Linked DNA regions of Mus musculus: regions 1 and 3 are each linked to region 2. A link is a loop called in an ENCODE intact Hi-C map of the cell type or tissue named here. Cell type or tissue: gastrocnemius. All regions are shown on one strand. Each heading gives the region's core, and the rest is flanking DNA. Links, peaks and the distances in the headings are about the cores only.

Evidence for each region. Peaks named below come from ENCODE experiments on the same cell type or tissue, not always from the same donor. Only the 100,000 strongest peaks of a DNase experiment are listed, where the experiment ranks them.
Region 1: it touches region 2 in a loop (5-fold over the local background); 23 of 42 quality-filtered maps call a loop at or near these places.
Region 3: it touches region 2 in a loop (2.9-fold over the local background); 2 of 42 quality-filtered maps call a loop at or near these places.

The regions. Positions count from the first base shown.
Region 1 is chr5:30,996,376-31,001,868 of GRCm38, reverse strand. No RefSeq gene overlaps it. Among named protein-coding and RNA genes, the nearest start is that of Tcf23, 30 kb to the right of the region's middle. In gastrocnemius, for the core only: a CTCF peak has its summit at 3,318 (motif pointing right); no DNase peak of the experiment used is centred there; H3K27ac peaks cover 484 bases.
Region 2 is chr5:30,927,314-30,932,806 of GRCm38, reverse strand. It overlaps Khk (ketohexokinase), which reads right to left. Exons shown (of 9, transcript NM_001310524.1): 5 at 4,292-4,364; 6 at 3,140-3,286; 7 at 2,171-2,259; 8 at 1,934-2,091; 9 at 1,559-1,845. The coding sequence ends at 1,760. Among named protein-coding and RNA genes, the nearest start is that of Khk, 8.5 kb to the right of the region's middle. In gastrocnemius, for the core only: a CTCF peak has its summit at 2,526 (motif pointing left); DNase peaks (open chromatin) are centred at 1,805 and 2,519; H3K4me3 peaks cover 914 bases; H3K27ac peaks cover 1,708 bases.
Region 3 is chr5:31,047,026-31,052,518 of GRCm38, reverse strand. Slc5a6 (solute carrier family 5 (sodium-dependent vitamin transporter), member 6) reads left to right here and starts at 4,440. Exons shown (of 18, transcript NM_001360022.1): 1 at 4,440-4,553; 2 at 4,720-4,889. It overlaps Atraid (all-trans retinoic acid induced differentiation factor), which reads right to left and starts at 3,879. Exons shown (of 7, transcript NM_027855.4): 1 at 3,763-3,879; 2 at 2,939-3,057; 3 at 251-322; 4 at 1-57. The coding sequence starts at 3,846. In gastrocnemius, for the core only: CTCF peaks have their summits at 1,900 (motif pointing left) and 2,962; DNase peaks (open chromatin) are centred at 2,997, 3,911 and 4,254; H3K4me3 peaks cover 2,796 bases; H3K27ac peaks cover 3,142 bases.

The sequences.
Region 1 (5,493 bases), core at 268-5,267, 69 kb before region 2:
AAAAATTTAAAGGTTTTAATTTTATTTGTCTTTTATGTATATGGGTATTTTGCCCGCACGTATGTCTGTGTACTGTGTGTGCAGTACCTGTGGAGGTCAGAAGAGGGCGATGGTTTCCCTGGGGTTGTAATTATAGTCAGTTGTGAGCCACCAGCCTTGCTCAGTTGTTTGAATAGCTGGGTTACAGCCTTCTCCATCAGGCCCAGCTAAAGTACACTTCATACATCCTCGGCATACTTCACCACACAGTACTGTGAATCTACTAACAACATGATGATACACATACAGATCTCATTTCAATACTTTATTAAGAAAAAAAGCTGGCGGGGCTGGTGAGATGGCTCAGCGGTTAAGAGCACTGACTGCTCTTCCAGAGGTCCTGAGTTCAAATCCCAGCAACCACATGGTGGTTCACAACCACCCATAGTGAGATCTGAAGACAGCTACAGTATACTTATGTATAATAAATAAAATCTTTAAAAAAAAAAAAGAAAAAAGAAAAAAAGCTGACTCTGCATGTTGAGACTTGTAATCCTATCTAGTTGGAAGGCTGAGCTGGGAGGATAACAAATTCAAAGTCTGTCTGGGCTTCAGAGTGAGTTCAGTGCCAGCCTGGGCAAATGAACTAGACTGTATCTCAAAAATAAAAACAGCTGTGTCACGTGTCACGTGTCACATGTCTGTAGGTCTATCATCACAGTGGTGGAGGCAAGAGGAACAGAAGTCAGGGTCACTCTTGGCTACATAAGGAGGTTAAGGCCAGCCTGGGCTACAGCATATTTGTAATCCCAGTATTTCAGAAGCTGAGGCAGGAGGATTGTTAAAAGTTAGAGGTCAGGCTGATCTACATAGTAGGTACCAGGTCAGCCAGACTGCCTCAAAACATGAAAACAGAGATGGGGGTGTAGTTCAGATGCTACAGTGGTTGCAATGAATTTAATCCCCAGAACAACAGTCAAACAAACAAAAAGTATGAATTAAAATGTAAAAGTGCTGAGGCTGTAACTCGATGATCTAAAAGTTTCTTCCCTGCTGGCTGGCTTTCATAGTGTGAGAAGGCACTGTGCATGCAGGCTATGGAGGGAGAAAAGTCACTGATATTACCACACGGTGAGTGCTGGGTGCTAAAGCCTGACTCCCCAGGCAGGTTGTGCCCCTGACAGTGACAGGACTGCTACAGTGGCCATCAACTGCTTTCTGCTTGGAGTGAGGCCTCCTTCATGGGAGAGATTCACAGTTGGTTCTGTAAACCTAGAGAAAGCCTGTAGCTCAGGTGGTCGCAGGCCCTAGAGGGAAGCTACCCGTGTTGTTTTGTTAAATGGAGATGCAGCCAAACAGCCTTCTAAATATCATTCCACCCACAGCACAGAGCTGCTCTCAGCCTTGGCCCAAGGAGCTTCTTTTCAAAGCCAGTGTTGAGTGCTTAGCCCTAATGGAACCTCTGAACCCCCTAGGAAAATAATGCCTGCCCTCTAACGTAGCAGTCAGTCACAGCTACTCTACTCTTAAAAATTCCTGAACAGTGACACACTCCCAACCACAGTAAACAACATTCCAGGACTCAAATAACTCATTTTCCTAGATTCCTGCCATGGCCCCATGCAAACCCCTTACTCACCGCTCGCCATTCTTTGACCGATCTAGGTCAAAAAGGAATTTTACTTACACGGTTCTGTGTGTGCCTAAGTGAGCTCCCTGGAACTGGCATTCTAGGTCGATGTGAGCTACCTGGTGTCGGGGCTGGAAACGGTGCCCAGGTCCTCTGGAAGATCAGGAAGCTGTCCTATCCACCATAAGTGACCCTGATTCTTACAGAGACCCTCAGCTTCCACCAACCCAGAAGCTAAGATCTCACCATATAGCATCTTGGGCTATAGAAAGCTTCCCCAATCTCTCTGTGCCTGCCTCTCTGATGTACCCACAAATGTGTTTTAAACTTGCCTTGATTTGGGACTTTCTTTATTCTGTAAAACTATGAAACTGTTTCCACATCAGAACACAGAATTTGTGGTAACCTAAATGTGTGTTACTGAACTGTGGTCACTCGAAATAGCTCCAGAATACACGGTTGTGTTCATTTAAGATTTTTTGAGTTATGTTTTTTGTGTAGCAAGTGTGTACCAACACATATAGCTTCTTCAGGGAAAATTCTCAATTTTTTTATTTTCAGAATTTTTCTTTGTTCTAGCTTTTTTTTTGGGGGGGAGGTGGTTTGAGACACAGTTTCTCTATATAGCTCAGGCTGGCCTTGAACTCAGAAATCCACCTGCCTCTGCCTCCCAAGTGCTGGGATTAAAGGCGTGCGCCACCACGCCCAGCTCTAGCTTTTTTTTTTTTTTTTTTTTTTTTTTTTTTTTTTTTTTGAGACAGAGTCTCACTATGTAGCCCTGGTTGACCTGAAACTCACGACTTCAGCCAGACTGGTCTTGAATCCACAGTGATCTGCCTGCCTCTGCCTATTGAATGAAAAATGAGATTAAAGCCAAGTGTCACTTGAACACAATGGGGGGACGGAGGTGCAAGAGGATTTAATCCTAGGACTCAGGAGTCAAGGCAAGCAGATCTCTGAGAGTTTAAGGCGAGCCAGGGTTACATAGTGAGATCTGGTTCAAAAAAACTAAAACAACAGAGAATGTATGCATTACCACACTTGGTAAAAAAAAATTTGGTGAAGGTTGAGGAACTGTTATTGAAAAAACTATTTTTTAAAGATTTTATTATGTTATTTATACAAACATACATACACTGTCTTCAGACACACTGCTAAGCCATCTCTCTACCCCTCCCCAAAATATTTTTAGCCATGTGGTGGTGGTACATGCCTTTAATCCTAGTGCTCAGAGGCAGAGACAGGTGGAAATCTGTGATTTCCAGGCCAGTCTGGTCTACACAGCTAGTTCCAGGACAGCCAGGGCTACACAGTGAGACCCTGTCTCAATTGCATGGTCCTGAATAATGATCGAACAGAAATCATCCCTCCCCCAACACACACAAATATACACAAGAAAGAACTAGAAACTGCTTTTCCTGGGTGACCCAGAACCAAGCACAAGTGACTTTCCATCTCATCTCCCTGTGAACTTTGCTCTTGAGTTTCTCACAGTCCCTAAGAGCCCTTGCTCTGTCTGGATTGTTCGCAAGGGTCTCCAATATAAAAATATGGACGGGACTAGCCTTTGACCTCCTTTGTGCTGTAGCTGAGAACCTCCAAGAGACAAGCAGGTTCAGATGCAAAACATGTGTTTAACTTGAATTATTGTTATAAGATTTATTTTAATTTACCCGTATTTGTCTGTGTGAGTGTGTGCAGGTACCAACATAGGCCAGAAGAGGGAGCTGTACCCCCGGGGTTGGAGTTACAGGTGGTTGTCACCATGTGACAGCTGAACTCCTGTCCTCTGAAGTAGAAGCAGGAGACTGGAGCTTGCTTGTTCTGGTGTTCTGGGCTCTCCCACTGTTTTCTCTGAAGACCTCCCCCTTTGCTATAGCTGCTCTGAGACCGCCATTGCTGGTCCTTACTCAAAAGGCCTCGCTTTCTCTCTTCTCCAGCTCACTCCTCCCAGCAGCTGCTGTAACCTCTAGCCCAGAGTGCTGGGGATGGAACTCAGGTTCTCTGCAAGGGCGAGAAGTGCTCCATAGTCTCTGAGCTGTCTCTCCATCCCCAGGGCCCTAGCATTTTACCATGTGGATTTACACACAGTGGCACAGAAGTACATGCAAGGAGAATCATCAGACGTTTCCCCTCCTACAAAAATATATTGGAGTCGGGCGTGGTGACACACGCCTTTAATCTCAGCACTCAGGAGGCAGAGGCAGGAGGATTTCTGAGTTCAAGGCCAGCCTGGTCTACAAAGTGACAGAGAAACCCTGTCTCGGAAAAAAAAAAATTATATATATATATATATGCCTATCTCAGACAGGGTTCTTGTTTGCAAGCAGCAGGTGTAAGTGGTTGGACAGTTTAAAACTGTTTATTATAAAGATAATTCTTGGGAGGACAGGAGAGCAGGTTCAGTGCTGACCCCCATAACTAAAGCCATAAACCACATTCAGAAATAGCACAAAGAATAAAACATCTAGAACATTGCCATCATAAACACAGACACCAGGAACTTGGCTGCAATTCTTCTTCTTCTTCTTCTCCTTCTCCTCCTCCTCCTCCTCCTTCTTCTTCTCCTTCTCCTCCTCCTCCTCCTTCTTTCCTTCTCCTCGTCCTCCTCGTCCTCCTTCTTCTTTCCTGGTTTTTCGAGACAGGGTTTCTCTGTGTAGCCCTGGCTGTCCTGGAACTCACTGTGTAGACCAGTCTGGCCTCAAACTCAGAAATCCACCTGCCTCTGCCTCCCGAGTGCTGGGATTAAAGGCGTGCGCCATCACTACACAGCTGGATGCAACTGTTAATGGTGCCAGTCCCTGTGACTGTGCAGGATGTCCTCACTTAAGCCCTGTGGCATCTATACCAAAAATGTGGAAGCCCTTCGTGGAGCCTCCTTCCTCTGGGTTCTACTTCTGTTTCAGAGAAGGATTCTGGGTGCAGCTGGGCAGTGGAAGTATCCATAGCCAAGTGTGCTAATAGTGCATGCCTTTAATCCCAGCACCTGGAGGCAGAAGCAGGTGGCTCTTCATGAGTTCAAGGCCAGCCTGATCTGCAGAGTAAAACATCTGAAGTGTTCAGAAAGAACTGGCCAGCCAAAAAACATGGCTTATATTGAAAGAAAGATGAAATTTCAAGACCTGTAAGTCATATAAAGTACACAGAAATTGCTGGTTGTTTGTGAGCCTAGAGGCTGCCTGGGGCTGAGAATAAAGAAAAACAAACCTGGGTATGCCCTGTTGTTAAAACATTCCTGGGAACATCTTGACCATAAGATAAAGGGGACTGTGAAGACATAGCAGGGCTATCTGAACTGAGTCAACAACTCACAGAACTCTGACACCCTGCACGTACATGTAATTTTTCTGCTGATGTTTGAATAAGCCAATAGTGTGTCGCTATGCTGAATTCCACACCCCTAAGCCCCTCACCCCATAAAAACCCCTAGCTTCCGAGCCTCATGGCCGACATCCGTTATCTCCTGTGTGGGATGCATGTCGGTCCGGAGCTACGTCATTAAACGTCCTCATGTAATTACATCAAGATGGTCCTTCGTGATTTTTTTTGGGTGCCCACAGAATTGGGAATTGAGTGGGGGTTTCCCTACTAGGTTCTATCAATATCCTCTAGACTGCCAATAAGAATTGGCTAATAAGCTTTTTTAAAAATTATTTTTATTTATTTGTTTCTGGGTTTTATGTGTTCTTTTTGTTTTTGTTTTTGTTTTGTTGTGTTGTGTTTTGTTTGAGATAGGGCTTCTCTGTGTACTCCTAGCTGTCCTAGTACTCACTCTGTAGACCAGGCTAGTTTTGAACTCACAGAGATGTGCTTTCCAAGTGCTGTCAATAAAGGTCATACGTGTCAGTTATGTATATCAAATGTATGCAGGAGCCCATGGAGGC
Region 2 (5,493 bases), core at 176-5,175:
TAATAGTAGTAATAATAATAATAACAATAATAAAAGAAGAAGAAAGGAAGCTAGCTAGCTTAGTCTATCCTTGGAGCACAGCACTCCCCTGGAGTTCCCTCTCCACTCTGTGTAACTCTAGGCAGACAATGGTCCCCATTTCCCTGTATGGATCCCCAGTCCTAGTGATGGCATTAATAACCATCTTCTCCCTCTTTCTTCTCTTCATCTTCCTCCTCCTCCTTCTGAGAACCTTGAGCACACCAGACACCAGGCTAACATTTTTTTAAAGATTTATTTACTTATTATATGTACACTGTCGCTGTCTTCAGACACTCCAGAAGAGGGCACCAGATTTCATTACAGATGGTTGTGAGCCACCATGTGGTTGCTGGGATTTGAACTCGGGACCTTCGGAAGAGCAGTTGGTGCTCTTAACCACTGAGCCATCTTGCCAGCCCCAGGCTAACATTTTAAGATAGCATTTTGTCTGATTTTTATCCTCACAATGATTCTATGACCAGGCAAACATCAACTCCATCTGACCGATGAGAGATTGAAGAGAATGGAGTTAAGCAATGCGCCCTAAGGTGGCACACACCTAATTAAGTATGTTTTTTGGTTTTTTTTTTTTTTTTTTTGGGTTTTCAAGACAGGGTTTCTCTGTGTAGTCCTGGCTGTCCCGGAACTCACTCCTGGCTGGCCTCGAACTCAGAAATTCCCCTGCCTCTGCCTCCCAAGTGCTGGGATTAAAGGCGTGCACCACCACTGTCCGGCCCTAATTAAACATCTTCAACTCGTGTCTGTGTGACAAGGAAGCCTGTGCTTTTATCCAGTTGTCCCAGATCTCACATTAGAACCTGATCCTGACGCGTCATCTGGTTCTAACCTCACCAAGGCACAGTGGCAGCGTTCTGTGTCAGGTTACATTTGTGGTCGAAGTACCAATTTCACTAAAGATAATCTCTGGGGGCACAGTGGCAGCGTTCTGTGTCAGGTTACATTTGTGGTCGAAGTACCAATTTCACTAAAGATAACCTCTGGGGGCTTTTAGGTTCCTGGGAAACCCATGGAAAAAGGTAGTTTGAGCAGAGACCCATAAACCCAGAAAGCAGGCTCCTTGACCACCACAGCTAACACAGTCTGCATGGCTCAAAGAGTCTGGAGGGCTTTTTTTCTCTGGCTGTCTGTTCTCCCTGACCTGGATGAAACTCCTCTGATGACAGCTGACAGGAGGTGGGAGCACAGCTGACAGGAGGTGGGAGCACGCCAGCTGCTTTGGACTGCATGCCCTCCCCGCTGGGTTAGTGGGTGAGGCTATTTAAAGAATGAAGAAGGAGGAAGAGAAAAGTTGCTGGAGTGTAGTGTCAGAACCTCAGTTCCAACCAGAGCAGGGTGAAGATCCACGAGGGCGAATGAGCCAGGCCTGGGATCCCAGCACAGGGAGGCTGAAACAGGAGCGTTTCAAGTTCATGATCAACCTTAAGCTTCACGACCAGACCCTATCTCGAACAGAAAACCAATAAAAAAACAAACAAACAAACAAACAAAACCCCACTCAGACAGACAGACAGACAAAGCTGGCTCAGGGGAAGATTTATTTGCTCCAGGTATCTGCAGAGAGGAGATAGGTATACAGAGACGCAGACACAGACAGAGGCTGTCCCACATCCCACACCTGCCGGGGAATGGCAGCTGGATGCTAAGCTGGAGGAAGTAGAGAAGGCAGTGGCAGGCATGGTGCCAGCCTCTGAGGTATCGAGCTGGTGCCGCTTGCCTCTCACACAATGCCATCAAACCCCTGCAAGCCACACTTCTTGCCAGCCACCTGGCACCCGAATCTCAGGGCCTCTTGCATGCTGTTTCCTGGAGAAAGGACAAATAGCAGGCTCAGCCTGGTGTTTGGGAGCATGACAGGCCCAGCCCTGCCCTGGCTGCATGGTGATGACCTCACCCTTCGAGAGGCTGAAGATGACAGAGGCATTGAAGGTGTCTCCAGCCCCAAGAGTGTCTACTACTCGGGGCGGTGGGAAGGCATCTGAGTGGAGCAGCTGACCATCGGGGCCCAGGGCATCGGCACCCTCCTCAGCCCAGGCACAGACAAGCGTAGCCCTGTAAGACTCACACAGATCGGCGCTAGTCCCCGTCATCCCCCAGACCCCTCAGACCCTTTCTTGGCTTCCCAACTCACCCTTTCTTCACTCGACTGTACAAGCCCCTCAGGGCCTCCACTGCTGACTGGAACCCCAGGTGCTTGGCCACATCTTTGCTGACAAACACCTGTAGGCAGTGAAAGAGACTGGTAGTCACCTCTAATTGCTACTCACTACCAACAACCTGGTGTTGACTCCAGGTTATAGCACAACTCCTCCAACTCAGTCACGTAAGTCCCTAGTGTGGCTTCTTGCTGACCCACAGGTACGCGTTTTATGTTTGCTTAAGTTGTGCCAAAATACAGCCTTGGGAACTGTGATACTGTAGCCCTGGTATTTTCATTCTGGCATGAGGGAATTCAAAACCCAGAAAGAGCCTAGAGCGCCATCTTGGGGTGAAGTCAAGCCAGACTGACTCTCAAGAGTGAGCTGTGTTTCATCTGTTCCCCACACAGCCCAGCCCTGCAGAGTGGGTTCATCTGTAAAACAAGGCTCTCTCCACAGTGGCTTCAAGACAGAGTCCCTAGAATAGTTCTGGGGGAATGGGGATCAGTCTGCCATATTTTTTAATTGGGCAACAAGGCCAACAAACTACATCTGGACACTGTCCAACCAGCTTTAGCAGTGATACCCTTTACACTCTGGCCTAAGTTTTCCTTGTACGAGTCTCCTTCCCATCCTCCTCTCATTGCTACTGGCCCTCACAACATGCCATCTAAGTGGGAAAAACTGGTAACTCGGAGAGCAGTCATTCCTTCTTTTGCAGAGGGAAAGACTAAAGCAGACAAACAAGGGACGCCCATAGCTGTCTGAGCCCTGTCCGCCGTACACCTGTGGATTCACCTGAGCGGGAAAAGTCTACTTCTGGGTCACCTCCAGCCTCCCAGCTGTGGTCTTCTGGGAGCTGCTAGGCTGTCACTCAGAGGCTGGTAGGCAGGACTAGGGTCCTCTCTAGCTCTAAGATTCAATTAGCTAGAGATAGGCAGGAGGAGCTGCAGGACACTTACCACCTCACCATAGCTAAACAACTGGAAGAGCTCCTCACGGGGCTTCTCTATCTCCACCGACACCCGGACCTTCTGTGGCAGAGGCTGCTTGGCATTGTGCTCCTCTATCCGCTGCAGCATCTTCACCTGTTCCGATGCATTCCGGCCCTGGGGCAGGACAGGGCAGCTCAGAGCCTAGCTGATAAAGAGTTCATTCCTTCCTCCCTGATGGACCTCTGGGTGAGCAGGGAGAGGGATTGGAGGAAGCTGGGCTGGAGCACTATTGCAGCTACATAATTCTAGGACTGTCATGGACCTTGGAGACCTTATTGGCCAAATTTTTCATTTCCCAAATGAGACTGAAGAATAAAAGATGCTGGACATACATGCCTGTGAACAAAGCACTTGAGAGGCTGAAGCAGGAAGATTGTGAATTCTGGGCTAGCCTGGGCTACATAGTAAAACACTAGAAAGGCGGGACAGAAAAAGAAGCAAAAAAGAAAAAGGCTGGGTGTGGAGGCACACTCCTCTAATCCCAGAACTTGGGAGACTGAATCAGTCAGATTTCTGTAAGTTCAAGGCCAGCCTGGTCTACATAGCCAGACCATGTGTCAAACAAAGAGCAAGCAAGCAAACAAACAAAACACACAGAGAGAACAAGAATGAGACAAAGAGGGAAAGAAGGACCAGGGAGGTGAGACGGGAAAGGAGAGGAAAAGTGAAGAAGAGATGGAGAGGGAGAGGGACACAACCTGAAGACTAAGTCAAATGATGAGACAAGGAGTGGATGCCTGCACTTCTTAAGATTTCCTCTCATCTTGATCCCAAAACTTCTCCCTTGGAAAGAAAGTTCTAATTCCCTCCAGACCCTCTCCTTCCTGTCCTTCCTGTCCTGAGAAGTAAAAGAAGTCAGCAAAGGCAGATACCAGGAGGGAGGTAGCCTAACACAAAAATGGGGTCTTCTGCCCAGTGCTATCTGTGATTGTATGCCCCTGTATCTCTCTTTCTGGGCCTCAGTTTCCTCATAGGAAAACACAGGAGTGGAGAGGGATGGGGAGAGCTATTTAGTATCCCTACCATATTTCATGGTTCAAAGAAATTACAGAAGAGGCTGACCATGCAGAAGGGCCTGACAGGCTAAGCCCCTAGAAACACAGGTAGGGAAGGGCTTGCCTCAATGTGGATCCACTTGAACCGGGTCAGATCGACCTTCTCAAAGTCCTTAGCAGACACATCTGGCAGGTTCCTACATTACAAGACAGGAAGGGAAAAAAGGAGGTCAGCCAGTACCAGGTTCTCTGACAGCTAGGGACCCTGTATCTAGTAGTGATACCAGCAGCATGGCAGGAGGCTGGGGAGCACAGAGCTCTGAGCCCTACGGTGAGGTGAGCCTTGTCCTACTTTGCTTAGGTGTCCTTTTTTGTTGGTGGTGGTGTGTGTCCGTGTTAAATTATCCAAGGATAAACACAATTACAACATGTGACAAGAAGCCAGCCCCATGTTCCTTGGAAACCACGTCCTCCAGAATGAGTGTGTGAGACTACACTTCCCAGAAGGCCTCTTGCTGAGACTACACTTCCCAGAAGGCCCCTTGCTGGGAGCACACATCGAACTACAAAGCTTCTTTAGTTAGTCTCTTAGTTGGGAGCTTGCAACTGACAGAACACCCTACTGAGTCAGGCTCCCCACGTCATCCCTTAGGTCAAAACTGGCACTCTGAGGAAGAGTTTTTGTTTGGCTGGTCTAGGTGGCCTTGGCCACACAACATGTGTTTTTTCTGTAGTGCAGTAGAGTGCCTTCCATCCTCACCAGTGGCATGAGCGAGCCTTTCTGGGTATAAAAGTCCTTGGTCTCCTGGGCCTTCTGCAGTTGGAGATATGTATGTGAATATGCCTGGATCCAGGCCAGAGGGCAATAAACCTTTCTCCTCAGCTTCTCCTCTCCCTACCTGAGGTACCGTGTGCACGTCCTTGATTGGAGTTGCTGCCAATCACCACTTGCTTAATAGATAGATGAAAAAGATTGCCCAATTTGAAAGTCACCTCTAGTATGGGAATGCCCACTCACTTTTGAGATACACCCTTTTGACACATTCGGCTTCCTCTGAAGGGGCCTAAACCTCAGCTCTTTGACGCCATGCTGCAGGCTCGAAACTCTGGAACTGACTCTAGAAGTCCCAGTGGGTCCCTTAGCCCATCAAGGCTTTCTTTGCATTGTCTCCCATCTCCATACACCCAGACCCAAGGTGCTGATTGGCTAATTATGAAAAATCATATCATGAATTACACTCTTTACAGGCCTGCCTGCCCACCCTTGTGCTGGTCAAGGGCAAATTACCAAGCAGGGCAGAGATTACCCCTTCCCACCTCACTTCT
Region 3 (5,493 bases), core at 268-5,267, 120 kb before region 2:
GTAAACCCACGGAAGGTGTTGGCCAAATCATCCTTGAGAGGATTTGCCTGAAGGTCTCTGCAAAGTACACACTGTTAGCGCTCTGTTTGCAGAAGTTTTCTATTAGCCTTTATATGTGCTGTCCTGGGCCAGTAACCCACTCCTTATCCTCAGTTGTACAAGGTTAGATGCTAATATTAACCTACCTTCTCAAGAGTTATTTCCCATCACCATATTTATCTTTTGGGCAGGAAAATATATAACCACTTACATGATAATAGCAGTATAAGCCTGTAAAAAGTTTGGACCAGGATCCTTCAGGGAACAGTTCTGAAGATCTAGCCTGAAGAAACAAAGAAATCAGTGTCAACTCTGCCTCTTTTTCATCCCCTACTTAAGCTAATATTGATGGAATATCTATGTTCAGAACTGTAAGGTTAAGGCTATGGTAGCAGACATTGTAATCATGTAGTAGCCAATCTAGTTAGCCCTGGCTACATGTAGACATCTTAATTTACCTAAAATTCAAGTTCACTCTCAAAAGCAACACTTCAAACACATAAAACCTTGGATCCTGTGCTGATTAGTACAGATATGTAGCATTTCAGTCAGCAACTGGAATTTCTATTGGGTCACACAGTTTCTTGTTTTTAATATTTATTTATTTTATTTATATGAGTGCACTGTCACTGTCTTCAGACACACCAGAAGAGGGCAACAGATCCCACCAAAGATGGTTGTGAGCTACCATGTGGTTGCTGGGAATTGAACTCAGGACCTCTGGAAGAGGACTCAGTGCTCTTAACTGCTGAGCCATCTCTCCAGCTCTAATCAGTAGAGCCATGCATTGTGCAAATACTGGAAGAAGCCTTGTGGGTTTTTTTCCCTCCAGGATTAGTAGGTTTTACTGAAATTCTTACACTCAGAAGTTACTGTTGTCAGGGCCTTGTGCATTTCAGGCAAGTCCTAGCACCAAGCCACAGACAGAGATTTTGTTTTGTTTTGTTTTGTTTTGTTGAGACAAGGTTTCTCTGTGTAGCCTTGGCTGTCTTGGAACTCACTTTTTAGACAAGTCTAGGCTCAAATTCAGAGATCTGTCTCCCACTGCCCCTGAGTGCTTTAATCCCAGCACTTGGGAGGCAGAGGCAGGCGGATTTCTGAGTTCAAGGCCAGCCTGGTCTACAAAGTGAGTTCCAGGACAGCCAGGGCTACACAGAGAAACCCTGTCTCGAAAAAACCAAAAAGAGAGAGAGAGAGAGAGTGAGTCAGTCTCAACCGAGTGACAATCCTCCTGCCTCAGCTTCTCAAATGCTGGATTAGAGAGAATGATCAGCATCCCCACAGAGATCATTTTCTTTTGAGACAAGGTTTCAATGTAACCCAAGCTAGCCTCAAATTCACTAAGTAGCTGAGGGTTACCTTGATATTCCTCCCAAGTACTGAAGTTACAACTGCACACAGAGGTGTTAAATGAAAGGAAAAAAAGGCAAATCACTTAAGTTTTCCCAAGTAGATTTTCTTTCTTCTTTTTCTTTTTTTCTTTCTTTTTTTTGGGGGGGGGGGGTGGGTGGGTTCAAGTGCTGGGATTAAAGGAGTGTGCCACCACGCCTGGCCCAAGTAGATTTTATGTTACAGGTAACTGTAAATGCCTGTACATTAAGGATTTCAAGCCTCCAAGCCTTGTGGTGGTGCACACCTTTAATTCTGGCACTTGAGAGGCAGAGGCAGGCAGATCTCTGAGTTTGAGACCAGCCTAGTTTATAGAAGGAGCTCCAGGACAGAAAAATTCTATGTTGAAAAACCAACCAAGGGGGCTAGAAAGATGGCTCAGAGGTTAAAAGTTCTTAAGTTGCTCTTCCAAAGGTCCTGAGTTCAATTTCCAGCAACCACATGGTAACTCACAGCCATCAATAATGAGATCTGGTGCCCTCTTCTGGCACACTATACACAATAAATAAATAAATAAATAAATAAAAATTTAAAAAAGAAAAGACAAACCAACCAAATAAAAAGGACTTCAACAAATTATTTTTCCATTTACTGTGTGCCTACAAACTACAAAAATCATAACATAAAATATATATGTTTTTGCAAGCCTGTAATCCCAGCTACTCAGGAAGCTGAGGCAGGAGGATCACAAGTTCATGGTTAGTGTGGGCAATTAGTGAGATCATGTGTCAAAATACTGAAAAGAGCCAGATGTGATGGCTCACCCCTGTAATCCCAGTACTTGGGAAGCTGTAACAGCAATGATATGAGTTTGAGACCAAAACCTGTGCTACATAGTACCAGGATAGGCAGGGCTATATAGCAAGACTCTGTCTCAAAGAAAACAAAAGGAAAAGCAAATCCAAAAAAGGTAGCTTGCATAAAGTCCTAGGTTCATTTCCTAGTACCCAGAACAACAATAAGAAGAAGAAGGAAAAAAAAAAATTAAAGGCTGGAAAGATGGCTTAGCAGTTAAGAGCCAGTATTGCTCCTACAGAAGACCTGAGTCTAGTTCCCAGTACCCACACTGTATCTCACAACTGCCTATCATTCCAGCTCCAGGAGGATCCAAGGCCTCTGAAATTTTCCAGCACCTGCACTCAAGTGCCTGTACCCAGACAGTCAGACAGACAGACAGACACAATTAAAAACAAAAAAATAAAATGAAGAAAAATTTAAATGTATTTTAGTAAAAATAATACAAAGACTTAATAATAAAACTATTTTAAATGAAGCCACAAAAGCCTATAAAATGGCAAAAACTATGATTTGTCATTCAGGGAAAAAAAAATCAAAAGATCATTTACTTATCGAAAAATCATCAAATTCAAATGTTTAGAATCGAGCATTAAATGTCTCCACTTAGGTACTAATATTTATCCCCAGAGCCTGCTAGGCAAGTCTGTAGACTCCAGTCTGGGAACTCTAAAAAGTTCAAAAGAATATTCAAGGATGTCTTCTCCTCCCTCACCCCAAGATGGTGCCCTTCTGATTCAGGCAGCATCGGGCCTGCATTAGCTTCGATGTATCCTCACAGTAAGCAGCCACTCTGGACAAATTGTGCATACCTCCCGGACACAGGGTGCATATCTGCAGAAGAGAAAGAAACCTGATTAAGACTCCAGAAAGAAAAAAAAAAAAAAGAACAAGTCAGTAGCCTTTCCAGAATTCCCATAATGCAAAGCGGAAAAGTGCCTTTTGTAAACAGAACCCATTTTTTTCCCTTAAAACCCCCGCACCAAATCAGCGCACTGTACGAGAGAAGATCCTCGTGTTTGTGCATTATTACTTGACTATACTGTGTCCTCTCCAGAGACTTCTCCACCTGACAGGCATGGTTTGGCAAGTGTTAAAGGGCTGCAGGTACACAGCGTACTCAAGCATCACTATATATTTAGATAGATAGATAGATAGATAGATAGATAGATAGATAGATAGATAGATAGATAGATAGATAGATAGATAGTCGTGCCATTGCACCACGCACAGCATTCGTGCAAGGAGAGCTGGCAGAAGAACCCTGGGACTCGTCTGGGAAGCACTATTTAAAATTATTCAAAAGCAAGGAGATCAAATTTCAAAGGACTCTGAATGTGGGCAGGGCGAAGGTGCTAGTGGCCTGCACTACGTGAGTACTGGACAACACCATCCCCGCAGGCACAGGGCCCGGGGAAGCTTCAGGGACAAAAATCTGAGCTTCCGACTGGCCAAAGGGACAGACACCGGCGGGCGAGCTGGATTCCGGGCTGACGGCCAGCAACCTTCTTCAGCCAGATCTCAAACTTTCTTCTGTACCTCAGGTAGAGCCAGGGCCCTCTCCACGCCCAGAACCAGGAGCAGGGCGGCCGCCCGAGAGCCGCCTGACTCCCGAGACGCCATTTCCCACTGCTTTCCACCGTCTTGACAGCTCGCGAGAACCGAGCGCGAGGCTCCGCCCCCAGCGTGTCACGCGCCAGCCTTGAGGCGAGGCTTAGCTTCCAAATCCTGTCACTCTGGGGCGTGGCCTGGTCCGCCCGGGGCACGAGCCGTGGAGCCCGAGGCGTAATTTGCCCGCAGGTTCGGGCTGCTCGCGGAATTCTGAGCTCCTGTCCTGCGCTTGCTCGCGGTGGACAGACCCACCATCTCTCCATTCTTCCTGGAGCGCAGGCCTGTCCAGTTAGCGCTTAGTTGCCTTGAGCTACTGCATGACCCTCAGCCCGGTGCGGACGCCCGGGCAGCTCCATCCGCCCTTAGTAAACATGGCGGCGCTGGGACCCGGGAGGGCGGGGGTAGGGGGCGGGGTCCTGCTGTCCCGCTGTCACCAAGTCAGGAGGTGCGAGCCGAGCCGAGCCGGGCCGGGCTGGCCTGCGGGCCAGCTGCCCTCATGTGGAGATCTCAAAGGTGGGCAGGGCGGGTGTAGGATGGGCCGGGCGAGGCGGGGATTGGGCAGGGCCGGAGAGACTGAGTTCAGTCGCCTGGAGGCGGGACTGGAAGGGGCGGGGCGGGGTGAGCCTCTCGGTGTGGGCTTTGGGGAAGGTCTTAAATACTAGTGCAAAGTCGTGGGTTCGCCACGTGCGGAGAGAAGGGGAAAGCTGAGCCGAGAGAGGGTAAGGGTGATGGAGGAGTGAAGATCGGAGGGCGAAGGGCAAACGCTGGCAAGAGAACACGAGCCTGGGAACCCTTCACCTTAATGTTGCGTAGTGTTCTGCAGCCCGGGCAAGGACGCGAAGCGGGAAAGACGCTTCCTTAACTCATGTTCTTTGCCTTGCCAAGGGGGAAAAACCAATGCTGGTTTCGGAAAGAACGTAGGAACTTTGGTAGCCCTGGCCGAACCACCGACGCAAGGCAAGCAGAACAGCAGCAGGTCTGACTGGAAGGGCGCTGGGAGAGACCCATCACACCTAAGGGGACAGCTATTGCTCTGGGTGACGACTCCTCAAAAGGTAACTAGAGACAATTAGAGCTCATCTCAATTAGCCTGCCAATGCTTCCATTCCACAGGCTCCAGGTATCTGCCTGGAAATCCTGAATTTGCATTTATCAATACATTTAGCTGGTGGGATATCTTGTTTTAATGAGAAAGGCCATTCAGATCTTGAGGAATATTAAGCCCTAGATATTGGTGACAGTTGGCCCTGCAGGTGTTCCCTTATATTTCAAAGGGGGAAGAGGGTGAGGACTTAGCTCTGGCATTCCTAGTTAAGTCTTGTCCCCAGTACTGAAAGAAATGAACCCACAAACCTCAATACCTTTCATTGCAGATAAGTCCCATGCAATGTGAGACCTTTTTAAAAGACATGTCCACTGTTGTGAATCAGTGGAGTTTGTAGAAAGCCACTGTTCTTTTCCTAGAATTGGATCGTATGAAAGTTGTGTTACTGCTGGCTTGGCGTTTTCCTGTCTGCTTACCTCTTCTTCCTCTATCCCAGAGGCTTCGTGGTTTCTCAACGCAGATAATTAATCAGGAAACTCTAGAAGCAGAGGAACCAAATCGGTACTACCCGACCACTTGGTGTTTTATTTTGAGACCGTGTAGCTTTGGTTGGC